2 separate regions of the Homo sapiens genome follow, and region 1 is linked to region 2. Evidence: chromatin loops called from intact Hi-C (ENCODE). Cell type or tissue: heart right ventricle. All regions are shown on one strand. Links, peaks and the distances in the headings refer to the core of each region. The heading gives the core; the rest is flanking DNA. Region 1 has its middle 52 kb from the start of SLC22A16. Region 2 has its middle 8.7 kb from the start of GTF3C6.

Region 1 (2,919 bases), core at 164-2,663, 420 kb after region 2:
AAACTAAGAGGGGAGGGGAGCTGACGGTGGAGGGAAAAGCTGCCTCTTCTCCATGATTGTCCTCACCCACCCTCTTGCCTACAGGGGGCTGCTTCTCTTGTGTGGCACATTTGCTTTCACTATTAATAACTGTATAGTTATTTTGCCATCCTATTCTAGTTGTGGACCAGTTGGAGCGGGGCATAGACATAATGCGTGAAGAAGGATGCTGACCCACAGCTATTCTTCCAGAAAAAGGCAGGCACCCCCAAAGTACAAGGGGAAGGGCACTTCCCCTTAGCCAGGTGGAGGCTGGCATGGAACATAAAGTCTTAGTTGAAATGGATATGGCAACCACAAGGAAACATGTGACTTTGCAAAGAGAGACAGATGGACAGTGACTCAGACAACTGTACCATACCAGAAGCACACCAGCTTCCTGAGCACAGAAACATCCATCTCCAGCCCAGCGATAGAAATGTTTGTAAAACAGTGTAACAAGATTCTGCCCAGTTTCCCACTAGGTGTCCGGGGAAATGGGTGGCTGGAGGATAAAGAGGAGGAGGAGGAGGAAACAGGCGCGTTCTGGCCAGTAATTCTCTCAAACGGGATGAGTATTGTTGCCAGCAGGACTTCTCAAAGGAAGGTATCTTAGTTCAGGCTGTCATAACAAAATGCCATAGACTAGGGGGCTTACAAACAACAGAAATTTATTTCTCACAGTTCTGGAGGCTGGTACCCCCAAGATCAAGGTGCCAGCTGGTTCGGTGTGTGGTTAGGGCCTTGATCCTCATAGATGGCCAAATTCTCACTGTAACCTCACAAGGCGGAAGGGGTGAGGGGTCTCTTGGGGCCTGTTTTATGGGGACACTAATCCCATTCATGAGGGCTTTTTACGACCTAACAACCTCCCAACGGCTCTGCCTCTTAATACCGTCATTTTGAGGGTTAGGATTTCAATATACGAATTTGAGGGGGACACAAATATTCAGGTCATAGCAGAGAGTGACTTCCATTTGTCAATGAAACCAGACTGTGTACGTATCACTCTTGCCATCCATACCATGGTTTGCATGTGATGTTGGGCAACAGGTTTATTTGGCTACATTCATGCCCACATCCACTAGACATGCACACTCTTCCCAAGGAGAGGGAAAAAAAAGCTAGAAACTGGTTATGTAACAATCATTAGTTTTATAGCTGAGTAAGTTATGAATAATAGTGCTTTCAGCGATTTCATTACCAATCTGCCCCCAGGAGCAAGATGAAGCTGATAAAATATTTATGGGCTAGTAAATTTTTTCTACTAATTTGCAAGGCTATAATAAAATCCATGAACTTGATGGCCTGCAGGAAACATAACAAGAACTAGGAATGTAGAGTAATTTGGAGCTAGAAAGCCTCTTAAGGCCCTACAGGAAATGACTCCCAGAAAGCAGATGAATCACAGTATTTTAAACAGAAAATAATGATGTTATGTTTGTACTTAACCAGTTATAGCCTGAGAACAATTTTCCACAAGGAAATTGTGGAAATTTCCTGCTCTCCATTATTTTTGCCTTAAGAAATAAAATTAATTCAAGTATATAAAAAACAATATTCAAATAAAAACAATTACTGGAACACAGTGTATCCTGTAATGAATATGAACTTTTAGGATTGTAATTGTTAAGAAACTACAGTATACACAGTCACATTGTGCCCTCTTGTGGCAGAAATATTGTTGTGCTCCGAGGACACGCCCTGGTGTATTTTATTCAGTAATTAATCAGGTTTGTTTGGGGGAAGTCAGTTCAAGTGAAAAGATGGTTTGCAGAAGGTAGTTGGCAAAGAGTTGTTTCTGGGGCACTCTAGAGGGTGCACACCTGGAAGGGGCCGTTCTTAGCCAGGGGAGCAGCTGTCAAAAGGTTTCCTGATGTTTTAACACATGCTAAGAAATACCCATCACAGAATGCTGCTTCAATTGTCTGTCTAATGTTACACTTGCTCATTTAAAATATTTTATTACTAGTTATCCTCATCTATAAATAACAGTAATTGCTATTATTTAGTGAAACAGGCAGTTGATGCACAGTATCTCATTTAATCTCAAAACTATAAGGTAATATAAGGAAACTGAAGATCGCAGATATTAACTAATGCTGTAGTTTACCTAACTAGTAAATGGAAGAGCTGGGATTTGATTTAACTTCCCATGTTTCCATAAGCCTATGCACTTTCCATTCTGCCAAGCTGACTCTCTAGACAAATATTTCCTGAATACTGAATACATGTGAGACTCTGTTGCTGGGTCCCCTGGAATTGACAAGGTGTAAGTAATATACTCCTATCCTTCAGGAACTTATGGCGTAAATAGGGAAATAAAAACATACACGCAAAAGAAACTGCCATACGAGGCAGCATACAAGGAATATCCATGTAGAACTTTTTTTTTTTTTTTTTTTTTGAGACGGAGTCTCGCTCTGTTGCCCAGGCTGGAGTGCAGTGGAGCGATCTTGGCTCACTGCAAGGTCCGCCTCCCGGATTCACGCCATTCTCCTGCCTCAGCCTACCGAGTAGCTGGGACTACAGGGGCCCGCCACCACGCCCAGCTAGTTTTTTGTATTTTTAAGTAGAGATGGGGTTTCACCATGTTAGCCAGGATGGTCTCGATCTCCTGACCTCGTGATCCACCCGTCTCGGCCTCCCAAAGTGCTGGGATTACAGGCATGAGCCACCGCGCCCGGCCATGTAGAACTATTTTTTAAACAAATACACAAAAGATCTGTATAGTCATGTACACTTCTCCCCTTCAGAGCAGTAGAGCTATATACTTTCTGCAGTTACTCTCCTATTGCTTTTGGATTTGAGTGTGAGCAGGACTTGTGGCTTGCTTCTAAGCCATAGAATACGGCAAAGCTGTTGGGATGTGTGTGATTATGTGTGAATACATGATTATGT
Region 2 (2,919 bases), core at 298-2,797:
TCATGCCACTGCAGTCCAGCCTGGCGACAGAGCGAGATTCCGTCTCAAAAAAGAAAGAAAGAAAATTAGGAAACTTATCTGACTTACTACACTCTATTGTCTTTTCTGGGAAAGCAGGTAGAGATGCCAACCTCTGCATCAGGCTAGTTAAGAGTCAACAGAATGAGATTGAGCATCCAGCCTTAATAGAGTTGAAGAGGAGTTAAAGAGCTAGGGAGCTGCACACCTGATTAAACTGGGTCAGCCACATCATTCTATGGTAAGACTTTAATGACATTAGGATCAATAACCCTTGTTCTGTAAACACATCTATTGCTATGTTCTTCATCTCTTTCTGCTTTGTTTTTCACTGTATTTCCTGGGGTGTGAACTGCAACCACAAACTTTGATATTTAAGAAAAACCGTGTTTCCTTATTTTCCTTAAATTAAGCTTGACTCTGAGCCCCTGTCACATCAAGCTGGCAGGAAAATTTAATCTCAATTTCCTCTCCTTTACACTCCCAGATCAGGCATAGTATTTGAAGAGGCCTCTCCAGTCTTTAATCCATATTGGTTACTACTGAGATTCCCATGGTTCTTGAAGCCACACAGACCCTTCAATTTCAGGCACTATGTTTCAGTAAAGCATGGGAATCCCTGCTGTTTGGAAACCCTGAAGTTTAGAGCAGGCCTTTCTGAGGCTAGCCTCTTAGGTCTTGGCACTACTTCAGGACACTGCTGGGAGAGAAGAGACACACCAGTCCTTTCCCAGCCTAAGGAAATCTCCATCTCCTCCTGTAGTTTTTATTTTTTGTTTTAGATACAGGGTCTTGCTCTGTTGCCCAGGCTGTAGTGCAGTGGGGTGATCACAGCTCACTGGAACTCCTGGGCTCAAGCAATCCTTCTGTCTCAGGCTCCTTAGTAGCTGGGACTACAGGCATGCATCACCATGCCTGGCTAATTCTTCAGTTTTTTTTTTTTAATATTTATTTATTTATTTATTTATTTAGAGACAGAGTCTTGCTCTGTTACCCAGGCTGGAGTGCAATGGCACAATCTCAACTCACTGCAACCTCTGCCTCCTGGGTTCAAGTGATTCTCCTACCTCAGCCCCCCAAGTAGCTGGGATTACAGGCATCAGCCAATAGGCCTGGCTAATTTTTTGTATTTTTAGTGGAGATGGCGTTTCACCATGTTGTCCAGGCTGGTCTCGAACGCCTGACCTCAAGTGATCCACCTGCCTCAGCCTCCCAAAGTGCTGGTATTATAGGCATGAACCACCACACCCAGCCAGCTTTCCATTCTTTTAAACATCACAGATAAAGAAATACAAACTGCCTACCTGCCTGCTTGGAAGGGATAAAGGGGGAGAATGTAGGGTATTAGTGTCTCCATAAATTACCCTGCCATATCAGTAAAAGCCTTTGAATCGCTTCAACCAGGGAGTTGGAGGTGGCAGTGAGCTGAGATTGTACCACTGCACTCCAGCCTGGCGACAAAGTGAGATTCCGTCTCAAAAAAAAAAAAAAAGAATCATGAAAAATTTCAGAAATATGATTTCTGAAAAATCAAGTGTTGTGCTCTATATTTAAAAGCCTGCCACTAGGAGGAGACAAATGAATTAAAAATTGTTTAACCTGTTCTTTTAGAACACATTTTCTTTTTTTTATTTGTTTTTGAATTTTTTTTTTTTTAGAGACAGGAGGTCGCTTTGTCCCCCAGGCTAGAGTGCAGAAACGCTATCATAATTCACTGCAGCCTTGATATCCAGGGCTTAAGCGATCTTCCCACCTCAGCCTCCACAGTATCTGGGACTACAGGCTCATGCCACCATGCCCGGCTAATTTAAAAAATTTTTTTGTAGAGATGGAGTCTCACTATGCTGCCCAAGCTGGTCTTGAGCTCCTGAGATCCAGCAATCCTCCTGCCTCAGCCTCCCAAAGCACTGGGATTACAACTGTGTGCCACCTCACTTTGTCTTAAAAATCAACATTTTACACTTACGTAGTAGTTTATATTCCATTTAAGGACAATACGAGCTTTTAAAAATGTATCTTATTCTGTTTTAGATTGAAAACTAAATGTTAATCGACTGGTTCTCAAACTTCAGCTGTATCAGAATCAGCTGGAGGGCTAATTAAAATGCAGACTGCTCAAGCCCCACCCCCAGAGTTTCTGATTCAGCAGGTTTGATATAGGAGAGGACAGAAAATATGCCTTTTTTTTTTTTTTTTTTGAGACAGGGTCTCACTCTGTCACCCAGGCTGGAGTGCAGTGGTGCGATCTCTACTCACTGCAACCTCCATTCCCTGGGTTCAAGTGATCCTCCCACCTCAGCCTCCTGAGTAGCCATGCATCACCATGCCTGGCTATTTTTTTTGTATTTTTAGTAGAGACATGTTGCCCAGGCTTGTCTCCTGAGCCCAAGCAATCCGCCGGCGTCAACCTCCCAAAGTGCTGGGATTACAGGCGTGAGCCACTGCGCTCGGCCGAACATACGCCTTTCTAACAAGGTCTCAGGTGATTCTGATGCCCTGGTCTAAGGAACACGCTTTGAGAACCACTGTGCTAGATGACAGTAGACGTCAACACCACCTGCCAACAATCAGATTCAATTAAATATTGAGAACACACTAAGTAAAGTATTCCAGTTTGCTAGAAAGTAATGTAGTGTTAGAAATAAGACTGGAATTACCGTCTTTGAAGGCCTTGAATTCAAAAGAAAGCACTTGGCTGGCGTGGTGGTTCACGTCTGTAATCCCAGCACTTTGGGAGGTTGTGGCAGCGGATCACCTGAGGTCAGGAGTTCTAGACCAGCCTTGACCAACATGGTGAAACCCTGTCTCTACTAAAAATACAAAATTAGCTGGGCGGGGTGGTGCATACCTGTAATCCCAGCTATTTGGGAAGCTGAGGCAGGAGAATCGCTTGAATCTGGG

The links. A loop is a pair of places that touch in the nucleus more often than their neighbours do. Peaks named below come from ENCODE experiments on the same cell type or tissue, not always from the same donor. Only the 100,000 strongest peaks of a DNase experiment are listed, where the experiment ranks them.
Region 1: it touches region 2 in a loop (9-fold over the local background); 92 of 110 quality-filtered maps call a loop at or near these places.

Annotation. Positions count from the first base shown.
Region 1 is chr6:110,527,017-110,529,935 of GRCh38, reverse strand. No RefSeq gene overlaps it. Among named protein-coding and RNA genes, the nearest start is that of SLC22A16, 52 kb to the right of the region's middle. In heart right ventricle, for the core only: a CTCF peak has its summit at 1,687 (motif pointing left); a DNase peak (open chromatin) is centred at 1,701; H3K27ac peaks cover 1,789 bases.
Region 2 is chr6:110,948,553-110,951,471 of GRCh38, reverse strand. No RefSeq gene overlaps it. Among named protein-coding and RNA genes, the nearest start is that of GTF3C6, 8.7 kb to the left of the region's middle. RefSeq lists a silencer at 1,252-1,546. In heart right ventricle, for the core only: a CTCF peak has its summit at 1,574 (motif pointing right); no DNase peak of the experiment used is centred there.